Linked DNA regions of Homo sapiens: all the other regions are linked to region 1. Evidence: chromatin loops called from intact Hi-C (ENCODE). Cell type or tissue: gastrocnemius medialis. All regions are shown on one strand.

Region 1 (8,000 bases):
ACACACAGGCGAAGTGGCCACAAAGGGAGACTGAGGAGGCCTGGGCAGGAGAACCAGGAGGCTGCCGGCGACCGCGCCCCAGCAAGAGCAGAGCAAGTGGCGGTGGGGAATCTGCAGTAGCAATCAGGGATCCCTTGGGTGACAAGGTCTCCTGGGTGCAGGCGAGTGGCCCCATGGGAGCACCGATTGTGTCAGGGTACCCAGGAGGGAGGACAAGGAGCAGGGATGGTCTGCAGAGGGGCCAGGGCTCCCCTCCAGCCCTAACAGGACCTCCGCGTCCCTCCACTTGCTGGGCCGTCCTGTGGACTGTGCGGTCCCCTGCAGATTGTCCAGTACCGAGGGCAGCAAAAGGTTGACGCTGAGAGTGAGAGCGGGGCAGGCGGCTGGTGGTGGTGCTGTGCTGCCGCGAGGCTGTTGGATGGGGACTGATACCTCCGGGACCCCGCACTCCTCCCTGGCCTGGTGTGCAGCGGTCGGTAGCAGGGCCCAGCCAGTGGCCTGTGGTGGGACAGACAGGAGACCAGGGAAAGGAGTGATGTGGTGTCACTGCAGCAGCCCAGCTCCCTTCCCTGCGCAGGGCGGGCCAGGTGTTGGTGTCAGGGGCTCTGGGTAACGGGTCAAAGCCGCCAGCATTCCAGCCCCGAGCCCGCAACGGTAAAAACTGCGAGATAGGGTACTTGAAGCCCGCCCCCTGCTTCCCAGGTCCTCTCACCATTGCCTCTTCAGACCACCCGGGGGTGGCATTCATCCCTTCACCCTGCTCCAGGGACCCCTGTGTGGTGGGAACTGGTGGACACTTCCTTCCGGGCCCCCCAGCAGCTTGGAGCACAGGGCCGCTCCCTCCTCCACCCACTTGCTTCACTTTGCCCTCGGGGCTGCCAGGTTGTGGTTGTCTTCACTTTCGTTTCTCCTTGAGTCTCTTCTGCCCAGGCCTGTTCTCTTCCCACCTCCTCATGGAAGGTTCTGCTGTTTGCCGTCTTCTCTTTTCTAGTGATCTGCACCCCCTGGAAGAGGTGGTCTCCTGTTTTGTCTTTAAAAACCATCACGTGACCGGGCGCGGTGGCTCACGCCTGTAATCCCAGCACTTTGGGAGGCCGAGGCGGGCGGATCACGAGGTCAGGAGATCGAGACCATCCTGGCTAACACGGTGAAACCCCGTCTCTGCTAAAGATACAAAAAATTAGCTGGGCGTGGTGGCGGGCGCCTGTAGTCCCAGCTACTCGGGAGGCTGAGGCAGGAGAATGGCGTGAACCCGGGAGGCGGAGCTTGCAGTGAGCTGAGATCATGCCACTGCACTCCAGTCTGGGCGAGACTCTGTCTCAAAAAAAACAAAAACAAAAAACCCCATCACGTTTGGCTGGGTGCGGTGGCTCACGCCTACAATCCCAGCACTTTGGGAGGCCGAGGTGGGAGGATGGTTGTGAAGCCAGGGGTTCAAGATCAGCCTGATCAGCATAGCAAGACGCCATGTCTACAAAATACAAGGGGAAAAAAATTAGCCGGGCATGGTGGCACATGTCTGTAGTCCCAGCTGCTTGGGAGGCTGAGGTGGGAGGACTGCTTGAGCCCAGGAGTTTGAGGCTGCAGTGAGCTGAGATCGCACCACTGCATTCCAGCCTGGGCGACAGAGTGAGACCCTGTCTAATAAACAAAAAACAGGCCAGGCACGGTGGCTCATGCCTGTAATCCCAGCATTTTGGGAGGCCGAGGTGAAGGATCACTTGAGGTCAGGAGTTCTAGACCAGCCTGAGCAACATGAAACCCCATCACTACAAAAAATAAACAAAATTCACAGGGCGTGGCAGGGTGCGCCAGTGGTCCCAGCTACTCAGGAGGCTGAGGTGGGAGGATCACTTGAGCCCTGGAGGTCGAGGCTGCAGTGAACTGGGATCCAGACACTGCATTCCAGCCTGGGTGACAGTGAGAGACCCTGTCTCAAACAACAACAAACGAATAAACAAAAAACACCCAAACCATCAGGTTTTTATGCTGACACCCATGTTGACTGCTCAGCCCTCTCCCCGCAGTCTGACTTATATCCAGTGACTTCCTCTTGGATACCTGAGAGGCAGCTCCAGTCTCCAGTGCTCCACGCCGGGCTTCCCATACCCCCTCTGGCAGAGGAAGAGTCTTTTTTTTTTTTTTTGAGATGGAGTTTCGCTGTTGTCACCCAGGCTGGAATGCAATGGCAGGCTCTCTGCTCTCTGCAACCTCTGCCTCCCGGGTTTAAGTGATTCTCCAGTCTCAGCCTCCCAAGGAGCTGGGATTACAGGCATGTGCCACTATGCCCGGCTAATTTTGTATTTTTAGTAGAGACAGGGTTTCACCATGTTGGCTGGGCTGGTCTCGAACTCCTGACCGAAGCGATGATCCAGCCGCCTCAGCCTCCCAAAGTGCTGGGATTACAGGTGTGAGCCCCTGCGCCCGGCGGAAGAGTCTTCATGTTGTTTTGCGGCACCCTGCAGATCTGCCCCTCCCCTCCGTCCCTCCCCCGTCCCGTGACCTCTGATGTGCGCTTGTCTGCTGACTCTGGGGCTGGGGGCTGTGTTCTTCCCTAGGACTGCGGGCTGCAGCTGAGCGGGGAGGAGGGACGCCGTTGCTATCCCCTGGCGGGCCACCTACTGTGTCGTCGTTGCCACCTGCGGCGCCTCCAACCTGGGCCTCTTCCCTCACCCACTGTGCACGTCACTGAGCTCTGAGCAGGGGAAAACCCGTCCCTGGGCCGGGGTGGGTGTGGGTGTGGAGGGAGGGCCCGCGTGGGTGGCCCTGGTCAGCGTCAGGGGAGCTCCCTCCAATCAGTTTCCCACCGAGCTGCTGTCTGCAGGGGCCGGACCCCCGCGTGGAAGCTTCTATTTATTCACCGTCTGTGCCTGCTCAAGTCACTTCCCTGCGGGCCCTGCCTCCCACCCACCCCATCACCAGCTTTCCACTTGGAGGCCCCCTGTGCCCTGCAGCCTCAGGGTAGGCCGTGGGTCACCAGGCTGGAGAGGGCCCCTGCCTTGGCCAGGGGTGCGAGGTGACCCGGCTGCATTGCTGGGTGGGAGCTGCTGTCTGTTGTTCAGGGGCCTGGCCCCCGCCCTCCCCCCCGACCCCGACCTCGCAAAGCGCACTCCCGGGCAGGGTGTGGTCTGGAAGGCGGGGCTGGCGGGGACATGGGTGTTCCTGCATCTCCTAGCGCAGTTCCTGCTGGTGGGTGGAAGGGTGCCTGGTTTAGGCGGGGTCCCAGGAGGGGGTGAGGGGTGACACCCTTGGGGAGGGGGCCTGCAAAGGGCACTGCCTGTGGCCACGTGGTGTCTGTGGGAATTGGTCCTGGGGACTTTGATGGGTGTTTGCGGCCCCAGTTGCCGCCCTGCTCCCTCTTCCAGGGCTCCTGGCTTGGGCCCCCCGACCCCCCTGCTCAGCTCGGGAAAATCCCCGTGCGGCTCCAGCCCCGGGTCACGCTCAGGAGCGATGAGAGGGGCGCCCTGGCCACGCTTCAGGAAAGCCTGTGTCTGCGCGCGGGGCAAGGGGCTCCACGACAAAAGGACAAGATTTGACTTAAATTAAGTTTTTCCCTTGAGGATATTTTCATTTTCTTTAAAAGAATATAATTTTCTTCTAAGATCTTGGACCAGCCTTGTTATTTTTAAAGCAAATGCCGGCAAACTCACAAGTGTCTAGTTTGTCTGTTACGGAGCTGGTTTTCAGGTGGTAAGAACCTTGTGGTTTCAGGACTTTTGTCCTGAAATTCCTCTAAAACTTCGCCACGCGTGTCCACCTTTCAGACTTTAGGGTAGTGTGGGGTTCCGTGTGTGTCCGGGTGTTAAGGGCGGTCGCCCCATGAAATGCAGTGTGGAGGTCCCTCCGTGCTCCCCGGGACACACTGACGGGAATGTGGGGTCTGGACATGGGAGGCCCTGGTCCTGATGCGGAATCCCCAGGGGTTCAGGGGACATCTGGACTGAAGTCACTCGCCCCTGGGAGAGCCTGGACCCACCTCTTGGCTGCTGCTCTCCCCTTCCTCCCCCACCGTCAGGTGTGAGTTCTGTGAATCACTCGCGGGGCTGGGCTAGGCTCCGGGAACCAGCAGGGCTGTCCAGGCCGAGCCCAAGGGAACAAACACCAGGAGGCGCCCGCAGGGAAGTGGCGGCTTCGGAGTCCAGCAGGGCCGAGGCATGGCGCGGGCGCCACCTGGTGGGCTGAGCCGGCAAGTACAGGGGTGGTCAGGGAGCCTTAGCCAGGGACTTACACAGCGTGGAGAGCGCTGCATCTTAGAGTGGGGCCTTCAGCAGGACCAGGGGCCACTTCTTGGAGGAGGTGATCCCACTGGGGCCAGAGAGTAAAGTCCAGGCGTGGAGGCTCCGGTGCTGGCTCTCTCCTGCTAGCTGAGCTGCTTTTTCTTTTCTTTTCTTTTTTTTTTTTTGAGACGGAGTGTCATTGTGTCACCCAGGCTGGAGTGCAGTGGCACAATCTTGGCTCACTGCAGCCTCCGCCTCCCGGGTTCAAGCAATTCTCCTGCTTTAGTCTCCCGAGTAGCTGGGACTACAGGCGCACGCCACCACGCCCGGCTAATTTTGTATTTTTAGTAGAGATGGGGTTTCACCATGTTGGTCAGGCTGGTCTCCAACTGCTGACCTCAGGGGCGATCCACCCACCTCAGCCTCCCAAAGTGCTGGGATTACAGGTGTGTACCACTGTGCCCGGCTTTTTTTTTTTTTTTTTTTGAGACAGGGTCTCGTTCTGTCGCCCAGGCTGGAGTGCGTTGGCACAATCTGGGCCTACTGCAACCTCTGCCTCCAGGGTTCAAGTAATTCTCATGCCTCAGCCTCCCCAGTAGCTGAGACTACAGGTGTGCCCCATGACGCCCAGCTATTTTTTTTTTTTTTTTTTTTAAAGACAGAGTCTAGCTCTGTCGCCCAGGCTGGAGTGCAGTGGCGTGATCTGGGCTGACTGCAACCTCTGCCTCCCACGTTCAAGCATTCTGCCTCAGCCTTCCAAGTGCTGGGATTACAAGTGTGCGCCACCAGGCCTGGCTAATTTTTGTATTTTTAGTAGAGTCGGGGTTTCACCATGTTGGCCAGACTGGTCTGGAACTCCTGGCCTCAAGCGATCCATCCGCCTTGACCTTCCAAAGTTCTGGGATTACAGGCGTGAGCCACTGTGCCTGGCCTTACTTTTTGTATTTTTAGTTGAGAGGGGGTTTCAGCATGTTGGCCAGGTTGGTGTCAAACTCCTGACCTCAAGCGAGCCCACCTTGGCCTCCCAGAGTGTTGGGATTACAGGCTTGAGCCACCGTGCCTGGCCTGGGCTCCTTTGCCTTCTAACTGGTCAGTTGCAAAGCTGTCCTCTGAACTGTCCTCTCTGCTTCCTCCCTCAAACCTGCTTTGAGCCGGGTTTCTCCTTGTTGCCAACCCGGTCCTTCTCCTCCCCTTCCTTTGCATGTGCCATGGTGGGCCCTGTGCTTATATCCATGGGGTTGCTTCACTGAACCCTGCTCCATCCCGGTCACCATGCACGCTCCTGCCAGCTGGCCTGAGTCATCACAGCTTGGAGTCCCCCCAACCCCACCCAAGTAACACACTTTGTCAAAGGTCGCAGTCAAGGGACTGCATAGGCCCTTGGGGCAGTGGCCTCACCAGGCCACACTCTGCCCTTTCTTTCTGGGCCCCTGGGCCCCGCATTGCCTTCTGTCAGGGCTGGTGGCCACTGCTCCACCTCCTCCCCCGGAGCTGTGCATGGCAGTTCCCTCCGTGGGAGCCACTCTCCCGGGGTTTCTTCCTCTATGAAGAAACCTTGGCCTCTATGAAGTCAGGCCCCAGTTGTGACACCTCACTTGACACCCAGAAGTCTTGGCCTCTGCTCTCCAAGCTCATTTGCCAACAGCAGTATCTCCATTTCATGCCCAGGGGTGACACTGACCCCATGATTATAGAGATGGAGGATGCTGTGTGAGAACTGGGCTGAGCCATGCCAGTGGCCTGTGACCCTCCAGCCCTGGATGCCACCCCCCACCTGCCCAAGGGGACCCCCACTGATGTGGTCTCTGCTGACACCTGTGCCTGTGCCTGGGGTCCCTGTCATCCTTCCCTGGTCTGAGTGGCAAGTCTCCTGCCATCCCTGTCCCCGCTATGCGGTGAGCTCTTCAGCTTGGGCCCGCCTGGTGGCTCACGCTACTCTCCACCGTGCCTGGATTAGGGCGAGTGCTGAGGCTGGAGCTGACCCTGCCCTGGCCTTCAGGGTCTTGGCTTAGTTCCACCTGCACTGGTCCAAGTCCAGCCTGGTTGCCTAGTGAAGGATCCACAGTGGGTACATAAAGGGCCAAGCGCTGTCCACGTGGACACATCCTATGTGGGCGTGAGTGCTCCCTGCAATCCCCAGACAAGCCTGCCTCTCAGCGGGGCTCAGCTCAGAGACATAGACCCTGGAGGGCTGAGTCTGCCTGTGTGCGTGTGTGTGTGCATGTGTGTGTGTGTGAGAGAGAGACAGGGATGGGGGGAGAGTGTGTGTATCAATGAGAGAGACGGAGAAAGTCGTGTGTGAAAGGGATTGAATATTTCAGAAAATGAATGAGAGAGATTGGGAGAGATGGTGGGAGGTGGAGTGGGAGAGAGACCTGTTGTTTAAGAGGGAGACTGAGTGACTCCGAGAATGAGGGGGAAAGATACGGAGACAGGATAAGCTGCAGAGAGAGAGGGAGAGAGGGATTGAACTGGAGCGAGACCAACAGAGCCCTGACGCTGGGATTTGGGAGGATTTGGTGGGTTCTCAGTGACCCCACTGAGGCCTGACCCACCAGTGGAAAAGGCTCACCTCCTGTAAGTGACCACACTGTGGGGTGTAATTGTGTGTTTGTTTGTGTGTGTGTGTGTGTGTCTGTGTGTGTGTTGGCGTCGCCCTGATGGCCTCTTGGAGGGTCCTGGGGTGGGTGGGTCTTGGGCATGGGGTGCCCTCTGCCCTCATTCTTTCTTCATCCGGGCTCCCTGCCCCTGTTGGGGTGGGAAGCACAGATGTCAGCTTGCTGAGCTGCAGGTACCATGACAATCCCAAGTGGAACTGCTCTTGGGGGGCTGTGTGGGGAGGGGCCACTGGGCAGGATTTATGAGACCTGGGCAGAGGTGTGGGGAGCAGTGTGGGCCAGAGGGTGACTGGGGGTTGGGGTGAGTTGGGTAGGGTGCAGCTGTGCTCATCCCTCCCACCCAGCCCCACCCTGAGGCTGGTCTCTAGCTCGTGAGCAGAGGCCGAGAGAAGGCCCTTCCCCATCACGGGGTCCTGTCTCGTCCGGTCTGGCAGCCCTCATCTGGCCAGGAGGCCAGCAAGGACTTCCGGTGCCACACTCGGGAGGGGTGAGGGCTTTGCTGGCTGCAGGGTTAGGAGTAGGCGCAGCCTGTGGGGCCCAGGAGAACCTTGGGGTGGGGATCAAGAACAGGTCTGGGAGAGGGGGGAGCATCAGGGCCACCTGCAGCCTCCACCCAGCCCAGCTCTGGAGGCTTTGCCCCCACCCCGCCCCCATGGTAGGCGTGTTCCCTAGAGGCTGGTGGGGACCTGGGAGAGGGGCATGTGCACACATTTCATGGGGATGATGGGGGACTCTGGGAGCCAGCCTGGGTGGGGGCTCAGAGGTGGGAGGGGCCCTGAGGCCTGAGGTGGTGGAAGGAGCTCACCTATCTCAGGCCCAGGCCCTTGCCAGGTTCCTAGTCCCTGGCCGGATACCCCAGGGTGGCCTGGGATCCTGGAGAGTGCTCAGGAAACTCAGGAGGAGTGTGGACGCGGCTCCTCTCCTTCCACCCACTTCCCTGGCCCTGAGGGCATTGCTGGGCCACCATCCCAGACCTGGGGCATGTGTCACAGGGCTGCCAGGAGGGCATAGGGCCCAAGGATTCCCCAGGGATGCCAGCCCCCCTGTGGGCCCTCAGGACTGGTAGCCCTGGGCCCCCTGGCGCTTTGTAGGGAGGTGCTCAGCAGTGATGGTTGTGTGCCTGTCACACCCACCCACCTGTGCCTCCCCCCACCTGCCACGCCCA
Region 2 (8,000 bases), 98 kb before region 1:
TCTTCCCTTCCCTTCCCTTCTTGGCAGAGTGGAGCTGGGAAAGCAGCTGGCTAAGAAAATAGAGCCTGAGCTTGATGGCAGTGCTCAAGTGACCTCTCACGACGCTTCTACCAATGGGCTCATCAACTTCATCAAGCAGCAGCGCGAGGCCAGAGTCCAATAAACTCGTGCTCATCTGCAGCCTCCTCTGTGACTCCCCTTTCTCTTCTCGTCCCTCCTCCCCGGAGCCGGCACTGCATGTTCCTGGACACCACCCAGAGCACCCTCTGGTTGTGGGCTTGGACCACGAGCCCTTAGCAGGGAAGGCTGGTCTCCCCCAGCCTAACCCCCAGCCCCTCCATGTCTATGCTCCCTCTGTGTTAGAATTGGCTGAAGTGTTTTTGTGCAGCTGACTTTTCTGACCCATGTTCACGTTGTTCACATCCCATGTAGAAAAATAAAGATGCCACGGAGGAGGTTGTAGGCTCAGCCTCTGATTTTTTTTTTCCTGTGATGGTGCTTTATGTAGCAGAGGGCAGGAGCGCTCAGCAGGACGCAGGCTGTGCCTCTGCGGACACTTAACACTAAGTGGTGAGCGGGTCTAGAGTGGAGCAAGGTGCCCTGAGAAGACAATAGTGGGGTGGGGGCACAATCAGTCAGGACGGCAACTTGGCCTGTGTCACCAAATCCCAAGACTGTTTTCCACTCCTCACCTCTGTGACTGCAGAAATTGGATACTCTGTTCACTCGATGGTTCTAAAAACTGCATTGAGATTATGTTTGTTTCGGGTGAATTCCTGGACAAGACCGAGGATGACTGCCATCTCCTGGCAAGACGCTCAGGTAGTTCTTTTGCTTTAAAAGGCAGATATTGAAAACTGGAATTTTTTTTTTTTGAGTCTCGCTCTGTCACCCAGACTGGAGTGCAGTGGTGCAATCTCGGCTCACTGCAACCTCCGCCTCCCGGGTTCAAGCTATTCTCCTGCCTCAGCCTCCCGAGTAGCTGGGATTACACGGCGCACACCACCATACCCAGCTAATTTTTGTATTTTTAGTAGTGAAGGGGTTTTACCATGTTGGGCAGGCTGGTCTTGAACTCCTGACCTCAGGTGATCTGCCCGCCTCAGCCTCCCACAGTGCTGGGATTACAGGTATGAGCCACCACGCCCGGCCCATTTTTTTTTTTTTTTTGACAACTTTTTTTTTTTTTTGAGACAGGGTCTTGTTCCATTGCCCAGACTGGAGTGCAGTGGCATGATCACAGCTCACTGCAGCCAGTAATCCTCTTGCCTCAGCCTCCCAAGTAGTTGAGACTACAGGTTGTACCACTATGCCCTGCTAGTTTTTTCATTTTTTGTAGAGAGACGGGTCTTTTTTTTTTTTGAGACGGAGTCTCGCTCTGTCGCCCAAGCTGGAGTGCAGTAGCACGGTCTCAGCTCATTGCAAGCTCCGCCTCCCAGGTTCACGCCATTCTCCTGCCTCAGACTCCTGTGTAGCTGGGAGTACAGGCACCTGCCACCATGCCCGGCTAATTTTTTATATATTTTTTTAGCAGAGACAGTGTCTCACTGTGTTAGTCAGGATGGTCTCGATCTCCTGACCTCGTGATCCGCCCGCCTCAGCCTCCCAAAGTGCTGGGATTACAGGCGTGAGCCACCGCGCCCAGCAAGGCGGGTCTTGCTGTGTTTCCCAGACTAGACTGGTCTTGAATTCCAGGGCTCAAGAGATCTCCCACCTCAGCCTCCCACAGTGCTGGGATTACAGGCGTGAGCCGCCACACCCAGCCTATTCAAAATTTTTTTTTCTTAGAGACAGGGTCTTTGTTGCCCAGGCTGGACTGCAGTGATACAATCATAGCTGACTGAAGCCTCAAATTCCCAGGCTAAGGTGATCTTCTCACCTCAGCCTTCCAAGTAGCTGGGTCCGCAGATGCATGCCAGTACACCCAGCTCATTTAAAAAAAAATTTTTTTCTTTTTTGAGAGTCTTGCTTTGTTGCCCAGGCTGGAGTGCAGTGGTGTGATCTCGGCTCACTGCAAGCTCCACCTCCCGGCTTCACGCCATTCTCCTGCCTCAGCCTCCCGAGTAGCTGGGACTACAGGTGCCCGCCACCACACCCGGCTAATTTTTTGTATTTTTAGTAGAGACGGGGTTTCACCGTGTTAGCCAGGATGGTCTTGATCTCCTGACCTCATGATCCGCCTGCTTTGGCCTCCCAAAGTGCTGGGATTACAGGCGTGAGTCACCGCGCCCGGCTCATTTTAAAATTTTTGTAGATCAGTGTACTGTTGTAAAAAAAAAAAAATAAGAAAAATAAAAAATAAATTTTTGTAGTGATAGGATCCCACTGAGGCCAGAGAATAGGGTCTGGAGACAAAGGAGCATTCACTTCAGCCTCTGACTGGTGGCAGGCCAAGTCTTTATTTACATAGGGTGTAACCAAATAGGAAACCTCTAAAGGGTACTTAAACCCCAGATTTTCTACACAGGGCACTTGCTTGAGCCTCATCCCGCTTTCTGGAATGTACTTTTGCTTCAATAAATCTGTGCTTTTGTTCCTTCTTTTGTTGCTTTGTGTGTTTTGTCCACCTCTTTGTTCAATATTCCAAGAACCTGGACGACTTGTAGTCAAGATCCTCCCCTGGTAATACTACTGTGTTGCCCAGGCTTATCTTCAACTCCTGGGCTTAAGAGATCCTCCTGCCTTGGCCTCCGAAAGTGTTGGGATTACAGGCGCAAGCCACTGTGCCCAGCATCACAGGGCCTTTTAAAGCTATCAGGATGAAGTGTGGTAAAAAAAGGAGTAAATGGGTTTCATCTCCAGATCCTTGCTGGGCTAGAGCCAAACCTCACAAAGGCTGGTGCTTCCTCCTTTGAGGTGTAAATCCTTGAAAACATTCATTTCTTTTGCATACCACGTTATGAATCCTAAAATAATGTTTTTGCAGCCTGCATTTTTAAAAAGTCAGGTTTATTGGGGTGTGATTTACATATAGTAAGATTCACCTTTCTTTGGTATACAGTTATGAGTTTTCACAAGTGTATATACAGTCTTAGAACCATTACAGATGAGATATACAGCATTTTCCTCACCCTCAAAAGTTCCTGACACTTGTGGTCCAGTCCTACTCCCTCATCCCAACTCCTGACTACCATTGAACTGATTTTTTTCCCTCCGAAGTTCTGCGTTTACCAGAATGGCGCCTTTTGTGTCTGGCTTCTTCCCATGATGCTTTTGAAATTCACCCATGTTGTGCTGCAGGAATTGAAAAAACTGTATTGTGTGGCTGGGCGCGGTGGCTCACACCTGTAATACTAACACTTTGGGAGGCCGAGGTGGGCAGATCACTTGATTTCAGGAGCTCGAAACCAGCCTGGCCAACATGGTGAAACCCCGTCTCTACTAAAAATACAAAAAAGGCCGGGCATGGTGGCTCACGCCTGTAATCCCAGCACTTTGGGAGGCCAAGGTGGGCGGATCACCTGAGGTTGGGAGTTCGAGACCAGCCTGACCAACATGGAGAAACCCCATCTCTATTAAAAATACAAAATTAGCCAGGCATGGTGGCACATGCCTGTAATCTCAGCTACTCGGGAGGCTAAGGCAGAAGAATCGCTTGAACCTGGGAGGCAGAGGTTGCAGTGAGCTGGGATCACGCCAGTGCACTCCAGCCTGGGCGACAAGAGCGAAACTCCGTCTAAAAAAAAAAAAAAAAAAAAAGCCGGGCGCCGGGCGTGGTGGTGGGCGTCTGTAACCCCAGCTACTGGGTGGGGCTGAGGCAGGAGAATCACTTGAACCTGGGAGGCTGAGATGCAGTGAGATGGCGCCACTGCACTTCAGCCTGGGCGACCCAGCAAGACTCTGTCTCAAAAACAAAACAAAACAAAACAAAAATAAAAACTGAAAAATCTCAAACATATAAAACCCAAATAGAATAAATCTCCATGTGCCTGGCACCAAATTTCAACAATTATCAACTCATGGTCAATCTTACTGTATTTACACCCCACCACCTTAATTATGTAGTAGCAAATCGGAGGTATTTCATCTATAAGCATTTTGGTGTGTTTCTCTAAAAATTAAAAACTTTAACTTTTTAAAAAACTTTATTGTTCTTGTTAATGACTGATAATACCATTATCCCACCTAAAATTTTTATTTTCCGGGAAGGCTTTTTTCTGGTGGCTCACACCTGTAATCGCAACACTTTGGGAGGCGGAGGCGGGAGGATCGCTTGAACCCCAGGAGTTCAAGACCAGTGTGGGCAATATAGCAAGTCCTCGTCTCAGGAAAAAAAGGAAAAAAGAAAGTTAGCTTTTTGGCAAAACTACTTCCTAGTAGATGGTGTGTACTTCCTATCACAGCGCATTAAGGGGCACATAATGCCTGGGACTCCGGGATTTCGAGCCCCTGACGCCAGCGGCGCCTCTGTGGCTCTGGGACCTGAGCGCACGCGCCTTAAAGCCACGCCTCCGCATCGGATCCTAGTAAGGGAGCGGGGTTATCATTTTAGCGTAGCGTTGCGCGTGCGCAGAGAGGCCGCCGTAGTTTGCGTTTTCACCTGGTCGCCCGGCGGCCATGGCGGCCGTTCTGAAGCCGGTGCTGCTGGGCCTTCGAGATGCGCCGGTGCACGGCAGCCCCACAGGGCCGGGTGCCTGGACTGCTAGCAAGCTGGGCGGCATTCCGGTGAGGGCGGGTGCCGGAGCTGGGGTCGATGGGTGCTGCTGAAGGGTGCGGAGGGAGTGGGCGAGGTCCTGGGGGGAGTCGGGGTCTGAGCGCCTCCTCTGTCCCCTCAGGATGCTCTGCCCACCGTGGCTGCGCCCAGGCCCGTGTGTCAGCGCTGCGGGCAGCCGCTCGCTCTGGTCGTGCAGGTGTATTGCCCGCTGGAAGGCTCCCCGTTTCACCGTCTGCTGCACGTGTTCGCGTGCGCCTGCCCCGGCTGTAGCACCGGCGGTGCGCGCAGGTAGGCGGGGAAGTCCCAGAGCTGCTCCAGGGGTGTCCTTTCCAGCGGGCTGGGGCGGGCCGGCGGGCTGGAGTCGGGGTGCAGCCCTCACGGCCCTTTGTCTTCACCCCGAAGCTGGAAGGTGTTCCGCTCCCAGTGCCTGCAGGTGCCAGAGAGAGAGGCGCAGGACGCTCAGGTAAAGGTTGTGATTGGCATGTTATTGTTTTTCTGTCATTTGAGGATATTTTCCAGAGAATAGTTTGGGGCAGACTTTAAAGCCGTGTTCTTTGAAGTACACTGGAGTGTTTTTTGCTTTTCTGAAGAACCATAAAATGCTATTTTCGTAAAGTTTTTTTTTTTTTTTTTTTTTGAGACGGAGTTTCGCTCTGTCGCCCAGGCTGGAGTGCAATGGCGCGATCTCGGCTCACCGCAACCTCCGCCTCCCAGGTTCAAGCGATTCTCCTGCCTCAGCCTCCCTAGTAGCTGGGATTACAGGCATATGCCACCACGCCCGGCTAATTTTGTATTTTTAATAGAGACGGGGTTTCGCCATGGTGGTCAGGCTGGTCTCGAACTGCCGACCTCAGGTGATCCACCCGCCTCGGCCTCCCAAAGTGCTGGGATTACAGGCATGAGCCACCGCGCCCGGCCTTTCTTAAGGTTTTGTGAGAGTTTTTTTTTTCTTCTATTTTACTTTATTTTTATTTTCTAACTCCTTTGTTAAAAGGAGATGGAGGCCCAGCATGGTGGCTCACGCCTGTGATCCCACCGTTTTTTGAGAGGCTGAAGTGGGAGGATTGCTTGAGCTCAGAAGTTGGAGACCAGGCTGGGCGCGGTGGCTTACGCCTGTAATCCCAGCACTTTGGGAGGCCGAGGCGGGCGGATCTCCTGAGGTCAGAAGTTCGAGACCAGCCTGGCCAACATGGCGAAACCCCGTCTCTATTAAAAACAAAAACAAAAAATTAGCCGGGCATGGTGGCAGACACCTGTAATCCCAGCTACAAGGGAGGTTGAGGCAGGAGAATCGCTTGAACCCGGGAGACAGAGATTGCAGTGAGCTGAGATCATGCCACTGCACTCCAGCGTGGGTGACAGACTCCGTAAAAACAAAACAAAACAAAACAAAAGAAAAAAAAAACGTTGGGAGAGCAGTCTGGGCAACATAGCAAAACATCGTCTCTATAAAAAGTAAACAAATTAGCCAGGCATGATGGCCACGCAACTGTAGTGCCAGCTACTCAGGAGGCTGAGGTAGGAGGATTGCTTGAGTCTAGGAGGTTGAGGCTGCAGTGACCTACACTTGTGCCACTGCACTCCGGCCTGGGCCACAAAGCCAGACCCTGTCCCCTGCCAAAAAAACAAAAGGGAGATGGAGACTTCCTCCTGGATTTCTTCAACTTTTTTTTTTAACTGTAAATTGACAGTTTATAATAATGTATAAATTTATGAGGTATAAAGTGATGGCTATGATTCATGAATATCATGTGGAATAATTAAATGAAGCTAGTTAATGCATTCATCACCTCAAATACTTAACATCTTGTGAGAACATTTGAAATTTCCTCTAGCAATTTGGAGATACACAATACTCTTATTTTTTTTTTTTTTTGAGACGGAGTCTTGCTCTGTTGCCCAGGCTGGAGTGCAGTGGCGCCGTCTCTGCTCACTGCAAGCTCCACCTCCTGGGTTCACACCATTCTGCCTCAGCCTCCAGAGTAGCTGGGACCACAGGCGCCCGCCACCACGGCCAGCTAATTTTTTCATTTTTTTAAATTTTTAGTAGAGACAGGGTTTCACCATGTTAGCCAGGATGGTATTGATCTCGTGACCTTGTCATCCACCCACCTCGGCCTCCCAAAGTGCTGGGATTACAGGCTTGAGCCCCTGTGCCCAGCCACAATACTCTATTATTAACTATATTCATGCTGTGCAGTAGAACTTAAAAAAAACCCACATTCCTCCTGAATAACTGAGGTTTTGTATTCTTTGACCGTCATCTCCTTATTCTTCCCGCTCCAGGTTTCTTTCTTCCTTTTTTTTTTTTTTTTTTTTTTTGAGACCGAGTTTCGCTCTTGTTGCCCATGCTGGAGTGCAATGGCACAATCTCAGCTCACTGCAACCTCCACCTCCCGGATGCAAGCGCTTATCCTGCCTGCCTCAGCCTCCCTAGTAGCTGGGATTACAGGCACTCGCCACCACGCCCAGCTAATTTTTATATTTTTAGTAGAGAAAGGGTTTCACCATGTTGGCCAGGCTGGTCTTGAACTCCTGACCTCAGGCAACCCACCCGCCTCGGCCTCCCAAAGTGCTGGGATTACAGGCGTGAGCCACCATGCCCGGCTCACTCCAGATTTTTTTTTTTCTTTGAGATGGAGTTTCGCTTTGTTGCCAGGCCGGAGTGCAGTAGCACAATCTTGGCTCACTGCAGCCTCCGCCTCCCAGGTTCGAGCAATTCTCCTGCCTCAGCCTCCTGAGTACCTGGGACTACAGGCACACACCACCATGCCCAGCTAATTTTTGTATTTTTAGTAGAGATGGGGTTTCACCGTGTAGCCAGGATGGTGTCGATCTCTTTACCTCGTGATCCACCCGCCTTGGCTTCCTGAGGTGCTGGGATTACAGGCGTGAGCCACCACACCTGGCCACTCCAGATTTCTTTAACCACCACTCTACTCTCTACTTCTTTGAGGTTGTTTTAGATTCCACATATAAGTGAATACATGCAGCATTTGTCTTTGTGTCTGGCTTATTTCCCTTAGCAAAATGTTCTCCAGTTCCATCCATGTTGTCACAAATGACAGAATTTCCTTTTTTTTTTTAAGGGTGAAAAATATTCCATTGTATATATAGTAGTTTTTTTAAACTTACACTGAAGGTCTTGAGACACACAGTTTACTGATTTTCCTGTTTGGGAATATATATGGGTGTGTACATATATGTGGTTGTATGTGATAATGTATACGTGTCTTTATAGTAAATATACTTTATGAGAGCTATATATGTATTAACACATTTCATAAGATGAAATCTGAATTTATTGAAAAGGCAGGCAAGTTGGTAGCTGCAGAACACAATTTAG
Region 3 (8,000 bases), 210 kb after region 1:
AGCGCTATCTTGAATCCATGTGAAGGAAGTTGTATGTGGGCATTGCATTAGGAATTATAAGTAATCTAGGAATGACTTAAAAGTGTACTGGAGGATGTGTGCAGGTTACATGCAAATACTATGCCATTCTATATACGGAACTTGTACACCTGTGGATTTTAGTGTCCATGGGAGGTCCTGGAACCAATTCCCCATAAATCCAAAGGGACAACTACATGTGAGTCTATACTGATAAAAATAAATGATTATGTTCTCACTCATAAGTGGGAGCTAAGCTATGATGATGCAAAGGCATAAGAATGATACAGTGGATACTGGAGACTCAGGGGAAAGGGTGGCAGGGAGGTGAGGGATAAAAGACTATACACTGGGTGCAGTGTACAATGCTTGGGTGATGGGTGCACCAAAATCTCAGAAATCACCACTAAGGAACTTATTCATGTAAACAAACACCACATGTTCCCCAAAAACCTATTGAAATAAGAAAAGAAACAAAAAAAACAGGGAAGAAAAAAAATACAAATAAATGATTGAACAAATAAATAAATGAGAAAGAAAAGACAGATATTCCTTACAGAATAATTCCAAATTATATATATATAGATCCTCCCCTCCCTGCTACTGTTTTCCCCATTTCCTACTTTTTTCTTTTTCTTTTTTAGAGACAGGGTCTTCCTCTGTCACCCAGGCTGGAATGCAATTGCGTGATCATAGCTCACTGCAGTCTCAACCTCCCAGGCTCTCAAGCAATCCTCCTGCCTCAGCCTCCCAAGTAGCTGGGACCACAGTCCACCACACTCTGCTAATTTTGTTATTTTTTAAGAGACAGGGTCTCACTATGTTGCCCAGGCTGGCCTTGAACTCCTGGGCCCAAGGGATCCTCCTGCCTCTGCCTCCCAAAGTGCTGGTATTGTACACTTGAGCCACCACACCTGGCCACCCTACTCTTGTCTTCAGAAACATCTAGCCACCATCAAGCTTACTGCCCTCCCACCTTGAGTATGTGCTGGATGTTTCCCAAGAAAATAGTAGGGAAAGGGAAAAACAGTAGAGAAAGCCAACACAGATGACACTAATCAAGTGATAAGTGATAACCAGTGCCTAGACATTGATGTCACAGGGTCCTGCACTTCCAGGGTGTGTTCCCTAAAATCCTAATCCCAATGTAAATATTATGAGAAAAAATGCCAAACTCAGCTTGGTGGGCATTTGACGATGTCCACCACCTCAACACTACCAAGGCCATAAAAAAGCAAGGCAGGACTAAGACAGTGTCACACACCAGAAGACATGATGAACAGCTGACAGCTGGAGCTCATTGCTTGGCACCTCTCAACCAAGAGCCCTTACCAGACATGAATCCTGTTTTGTACAAGGTTCTAATCAAGGCCAAAAACCTTGCATTCTACCTTTGACTCTGCAGCTTCAGCAAACCTTATTCTGTCACTACTGACTCAGAGAAAAGGTCAGCCAAGAACCTCTAGCCAAAAACTGCCTTATTCTGAACTGACAAAGTACTGAAAACTTTCACTTTATTTAACTAATACAAAGCAATTTAATAAGCAAATATACAGTAAGTATCTGTAAAAGTTCTTGTTCATAGACTCCAGAGGCCAGGCACAGTGACTCATGCCTGATGAGTGTCTCTCCCAGCACTTTGGGAGGCTGAGGTGGGAGGATCGCTTGAGTCCAGAAGTTTGAGATGAGCCTGGGCAAGATGGGGAAACCCCATCTCTACAAAAACTAAAAATAAAAAAGTTAGCCAGGCTTGGTTGTGCACACCTGTGGTCCCTGCGACTTGGGAGGCTAAGATGGATGGCTTGAGCCTGAGAGGTTGAGGCTGCAGTGAGCTCTGATTGCACCACTGCAATCCAGCCTGAGCAACAGGAGACTCTGTCTTAAAAAAATAAGAAACCAAAATAAGTTTTAAAAATATGTAGTTTATAGACTCCAGAGCAATGGGGATGTCCCTTCAATTCATCTAACAGACATTTATAGAGCATCTACTTTGTGTTGGTCCTGGTCTGAGCCCTGAGGATGTAGCAGCACATTGGAGCTCCTCATACATCTATGGGTAGGGGGAGATAATCAGCAAATGGAAAGACACAGGCCTTTTCCTGCCCCACTGTGAGACCTGGCACAGGTATAAAAGGGCCTCAAATGGGGCCTGACGAACTTGCCACTGGCACCATGAAGCTGGCTCCTACTTTCGGGCTGCTCTTCACTGCCGTGCTCCTGATCTCCAGGGCAAGTAGGTGCCAGGCTGTGAATGCCTGGGGATGTGGATGCTGGGGCTTTGATGGCATCCAAGGGCAGTTTTGAGCATACATGGAGGGAAAGGGATGTGTAGGCTCTGATGAGTGTCTCTCAAGGGTCTGTCCACGTGTCATTGTGTTCCAGATTGTGACATCTGCCCAGTTGTGACAAAGGATGTTGATCTCTTCCTGGTGGGAACCCCTGATGAATATGTTGATCATGTGGCACAATACTGAACATCCTCATTAATATTGTCCAATGCTAGAAAGCTGAAGAACTGTTTCAATGGCAAATTGGCAGACGAGGACAAGAGGCATGTGCTCAGTGGGCTGGTGAGTGCAGCTGTGTGTGCCTGCACCTTAGTCTGGGTGGAGGGTCTGCTGGTTCTAGGGCAGTGGGTGGGAGTGCTTATTCTCCTCCCACCAACTTACCATTATGATATGTAATTGAGACTACTGGAAATAGATTTACATGTGAGGTGTGTAGCAACAGTAAAATGTATTTTAATAAAAGGTTATAAGAGGCATAAAAATATAAATTCTTGCCTAGGGTTAAAGAATTGTTTTAAATTAGAAAATATGAAGTTAAAAGTTCAAACAAGTGGTAGAAAGTGTAAAAATAAATCTTGCAAAAATTCTATGTATGAATATATTGACTAAATTCAAAAGGGTATTATATGGTTTTTCTCTAAATTCAGCATTAAAATAAGAGCATGACAAGGTACTCTCCCACCAAGGCCTTTCCCTGGGAATCTGGGAGGAAAAGGAACCTCGTGAATGAGGAGGTAGAGAGGAGGGAGCAGACACCAATGACGCAGGGAAGGGCCAGGAAGGGGGATTCAGCTAGCCCTTGAGCTTGTGGGCTGGCTCTGGCTGTTCAGCTCTGTAGGCTAGCCTGGGAACCTCCAGGACCTCCTGTGTCCATGGCACCACTCAACCTCAATTTTAGACCCTTGGCTCTGACCTCCTGGCCTACAGCCTCTCGAGCACATGAGACTCTCCAAACCATGAGCCCTGGGTCTTTCTAATACAGGATTTATTAAGAAATTATTTTTAGGCAGCTAGAAAGGGTAAAAGTTCTCGGTGGAATTTTCCTTTAATAAAAAGCAGCCCCAAACCATTTCTTCTCCGACAGAAAGCAGCCTGATATATATGAAAACTAGGAGCTTTCATATGTAAATGCCAGCAGCGGTACCTGGAAGCCAGGTACATTGAATATGGTGGTTCCTGCTCTCCTTTTCCTTGTCACCGTGTGTGTAGGAATCATGGTGACCCACCAGGTAGAACCACATTTGCATAATAAAAGAGTAGGGTGGGAAGGCCAGTCTTTTTGCAGGCTATGCAAATGGAACGTCTAGTCAAACCAATCCCCTGGGCCCTATGTAAATCAATCACCACCTCCCTAAGCCTCTGCACAAAATCGATTGCATCCTGCTGCAAACTGGAGACCCTCTCTTGGGCGACCTGCTTTCTCAGCATGAGGAAGCCTTTTCTCTCTCTTCTTCTTCTTTGTCTATTAAACTTTCTGCTCCTAAACCCACTCCTCATGTGTATTCGCGTCCTGAATTTTTTTCGACTGAGACAAAGAAACAGGGTATATACCCCAGTCAACCAAGCTGTTTCATCTGGCGGTTCTCATCCAGGATCAGGATCAGAATGGAAGATAGAAACATCGGACTGGTGAGTATGGAGTGAGCCTCAAATCTGCCCTTTAATCTCAAGGCTGTCTTCAAACCAGTTTTTTTTTTTTTTTCCACAGAGTTCCTAGCCATCACATGAGGCTGGGAGAAGTCCTAGGGCAACTGAGAATTTCTGTCCAGGGCACACCCTGGCATTATTCAAAGGCTTCGGGACTGAACCCAGCCTCCAACAGCCCATCCAAGTGTTGATCATGGATCTCCAGCTATCCTGTCACAAAATTTTCCTTTCTTTTCTATCTGCTGTCACTATGTCTCCTATCCTCTGTGTGTGCAGTGTGCAGGAAATTTTACAGTTCAGGGAAACAGTTCTGTTAGGAAAGATCAGCAAACACCACGTGCAGCAACTCAACAAGCATCTCTATCCTGCCTCTGGCGAGCACATGTTATTTCTAAGCCAACAGCGCCACCTAGTGGAAATATAAATCCTCTTCATGTGGCAAATCGCCGGTGTTTTACAGTAATACTGCAGCTTCTCAATTCTTTCTTTTTGCACCGCTAGAAATCAGCCTCTAAGGTCTTTCTGTGAATGGGAAAGCTCCAACTTCAACAATTAGGAGGAAAATGTCCTTCACAGCCAAATGTTAGCGCCCATACTGTGCCAACAGCAGGAAAAATCACCATTAGGTCCCTACGTTCATTTCTGTCTCCAATGAGAGCAGTACTTAATTAGTAAAGTGATTTTAAGTACAGAGGTTAAACAGAACCATTTTGCTATGGGTAAATATTTTAGCACAGGCCATAATAGCAGGTAATTTAGCACACTGACTCTGTTAAAGAAGGCTTGCCCAAAGGGGACACAGTCTCTCCAGAGATCCATTTCTTCAGGAAGCCAGGCAGATCACACAGATCGATAAGCTAAGGCAGTGTGGGTAAAGCATGGTTAATCCCATAACTTAGTTCATAAGGTTCCATGACTTGGAGGACCACGCCTACAACAATGGGCAGCACAGTTAACACAATGCTGGGACACAGGAACCAAGGAGAGAAAACTGTTGGGGGGATGCTCCCACTGTCTTCCTCTCCACCCTAGGTCACAGTGAAAGGACACCTAGGGAGTAGAAACAGAGGGACAAAAGAACTACAGGGCAAACAAAAATGTTAACAAAATGGCAATAGTAAATGGTAGGAGACTTCCACATGTCACATTTAATAATAGACAGACCATCTAGACAGACAACGTATAACAGACTTAAACAAAATCATAGAACAAATGGATCTACCAGACACACACAGAACTTTCCTCCCAACAGCGGAAGACATTCTCCTCAAGAATACACACTACAGTCTCCAGGATAGAAGACAAGTTAATTCGAAAACAAGTCTTAACAAATTTAAGATCAGAACCATATTCAGTGTCTTTTCTAGCCACGGTGGAATGAAACCAGAAATCAAAACTGGCAAGAAAACAGGGAAGTTTATATATATGTGGAAAAATTCAAAATTTCTTGACACAATTGCTGCACTTCTGATCAAATGGCTCTTGCAGATATTTATAGACTATTTCATCCAACAGCTGCAAAATATTATTTCTTTCCATAAGAACATTTAACAAAGAATGAGTATTTGATAGGAAAACAGGATGACTATAGTTAATAATCATTTAATTGTATATTTTAAAATAACTGAAAAAGTATAATCAGATTATTTGTAACACAAAGAATAAATCCTTCAGGTGACGGATACCCCATTGACTCTTTTTCTTTTTTTTTTTTGACAGAGTCTAGCACTGTTGCCTGGGCTGGAGTGCAATGGTGCAATCTCGGCTCACTGCAACCTCCGCCTCCTGGGTTCAAATGATCTCCTGCCTCAGCCTCCCAAGTAGCTGGGATTAAAAATACAAAAAATAAAAATTTTTGTATTTTTAGTAGAGACGGGGTTTCACTATGTTGGCCAGGCTGGTCTTGAACTCCTAACCTTGTGATCTGCCTGCATTGGCCTCCTGAAGTGCTGGGATTACAAGTGTGAGCCACCACACCCAGCCTCCCGTTGACTCTTATGTGATTATTATACATCGTTTGCCTGCATGAAAATATCACATCAAGTATCATTTCTGACCACAATGAAGTAACACTATAAATCAAATCAATAACAAGATAAATTTTCTAAAATGAACAAATATATAAAAATGAGACAATGAGCAAATAAACAAATTAAGAAGCAAATTAAAAAAATTTTTGAAGCAAGTTAAAATAGAAATGCCACATACCAAAGCCTGTGTGATCCAGCAAACACAATATTAGCAAGAATTTTGATAATAAATATCTTCATCAAAAATGTAGAAAAAGTTCAAATAAAACCTGCACAACATAACAAAATCTATAGGGTACTGAAAAGGCAATAATAACAAGGTAGTTTAGTAGTAACTACCTACATCAAAAAAAAGAGAGAAAGATTTCAAGTAAAACTTAATGCATTTCAAGGAACTAAAAGAGCAAATACAAACCAAACCCAAATTTAGCAGGAGGAAAGATATAATAAAGATCACAGCAGAAATAAATGAAATTGAGACTAAAAAATAGTATAGAAGATTAACAAATGAAGAGTTGGTTTTGTTAAAAGAAAAAAAATCATCAGACCATTAACTAGATTGTGAAAAAAGACCCAAGTAAATAAAACCAGAAATGAAATAGTAGACATCACAACTGATACCACGCAAAAACGAAGTATCATTAGAGATTGCTACCAGTAACTATAAGCTAACAAATTAGAAAACGTACCAGAAATGTGTAAATTATTAGACATATAAAATTTACCAAGATTGAACCAAGAAGAAATAGAACTCCTGAATAGAGCAATTACAAGTAATGAGATTGAACCTGTAATAAAATGTCTCCATCAAAGAAAAAACCCAGGCTCCATTTTCTTCCAGAATTGTACAAAATATTTAAGAACTAATACCAATTCTTCAAAAAGTCCTCCAGAAAATTGAAGGGAATGAAATTCTTCCAAACTCATTCTACAAAACCAGCAATACCCTGATGGCAAAACCAGACAAGGACACACACACATACAGAAAACAACAACAACAACAACAACTATAGGCCAATATCCATCATCCTCAACAAAATTCTAGCAAACCAACCCCAACAGCACAGCAAAATGATCATTCCCCATGATCAAGTGGGAGTTCTCCCAGGAATGCAAGGATGGTTCAAAATACACAAATCAATACATGTGACACATCACATCAACAGAAGGAAGAACAAGAACCATACAATCATGTAAATAGATGCAGAAAAAGCATCTGATAAAATTCAACTGTGCTTCATTATAAAAACTCTTAACAAACTGGGTGTAAAAAGAACGTATGCCAATATAATAAATGAAATATATGGCAAACCCACTGCCAACATCATAGTGAATAAGGAAATATTGAAACGTCATTCTCTAAAATCTGGAACAAGAAAAAAAAGTGGCCACTTTCACCAGTTTTATTCAACATAGTACTGGAAGTCCTAGCCAGAGCAGTTAGGCAACAGAAAGAAATAAAGTGCATCCAGACTGGATAGGAGGATGTCCCAGTCTCTGCTTGCAGATGACATGGTCTTGTATATAGAAAAACCTAAAAGGACCAACAAAAACTCTTAGAACTGATAAAGAAATTCAGTAAAGGCACAGGATACAAAATCAACATATAAAAATCAGTAGCATTCGTACACATCAGCAACAAATTAGTAAAGGAAGAAATTGAGAAGGCAAACTCATGTAAAATAGCTACCAAAATAAGAATAAATTTAACGAAAGAGGTGAAAGACCTCTACCCAAAAAGCTATAAAACGCTGATGAAAGAAAGTGAAGAGGACATCAAAAGTGAAAAGGCATCCCATGTTCATGATTGGAACAATTAATGTTGTGAAAATGAGCATATCACCAAAAGTGATCTGCAGATTCAATGCAATCCCTGTCAAAATATCAATGATATCTTCACAGAGGTAGAAAAAACAATCCTAAAATTGGTAAGAAACCACAAAAGACTCAGAATAACCAAAGCAATCCTCAGAAAAATGAACTAAGTTGGAGGCATAACACTTCTTGAAGTCAAAAT

What was found. Hi-C counts contacts between places; a loop is a spot of excess contacts. Peaks named below come from ENCODE experiments on the same cell type or tissue, not always from the same donor. Only the 100,000 strongest peaks of a DNase experiment are listed, where the experiment ranks them.
Region 2: it touches region 1 in a loop (5-fold over the local background); 8 of 110 quality-filtered maps call a loop at or near these places.
Region 3: it touches region 1 in a loop (17-fold over the local background); 67 of 110 quality-filtered maps call a loop at or near these places.

What each region holds. Positions count from the first base shown.
Region 1 is chr19:34,497,571-34,505,570 of GRCh38, forward strand. It overlaps WTIP (WT1 interacting protein), which reads left to right. Exons shown (of 8, transcript NM_001080436.2): 8 at 2,559-8,000. The coding sequence ends at 2,699. Among named protein-coding and RNA genes, the nearest start is that of WTIP, 20 kb to the left of the region's middle. RefSeq lists enhancers at 1-701, 702-1,588, 5,849-6,670, 7,681-8,000 and a silencer at 4,240-4,299. In gastrocnemius medialis, a CTCF peak has its summit at 4,159 (motif pointing left); DNase peaks (open chromatin) are centred at 2,751, 3,141 and 4,131; H3K27ac peaks cover 517 bases.
Region 2 is chr19:34,399,874-34,407,873 of GRCh38, forward strand. It overlaps GPI (glucose-6-phosphate isomerase), which reads left to right. Exons shown (of 18, transcript NM_000175.5): 18 at 28-2,540. The coding sequence ends at 163. PDCD2L (programmed cell death 2 like) reads left to right here and starts at 4,526. Exons shown (of 7, transcript NM_032346.2): 1 at 4,526-4,665; 2 at 4,776-4,942; 3 at 5,057-5,117. The coding sequence starts at 4,558. In gastrocnemius medialis, no CTCF peak of the experiment used is centred here; a DNase peak (open chromatin) is centred at 4,488; H3K4me3 peaks cover 1,328 bases; H3K27ac peaks cover 1,287 bases.
Region 3 is chr19:34,708,512-34,716,511 of GRCh38, forward strand. It overlaps the pseudogene SCGB1B1P. Among named protein-coding and RNA genes, the nearest start is that of ZNF181, 22 kb to the right of the region's middle. In gastrocnemius medialis, a CTCF peak has its summit at 4,377 (motif pointing left); a DNase peak (open chromatin) is centred at 4,330.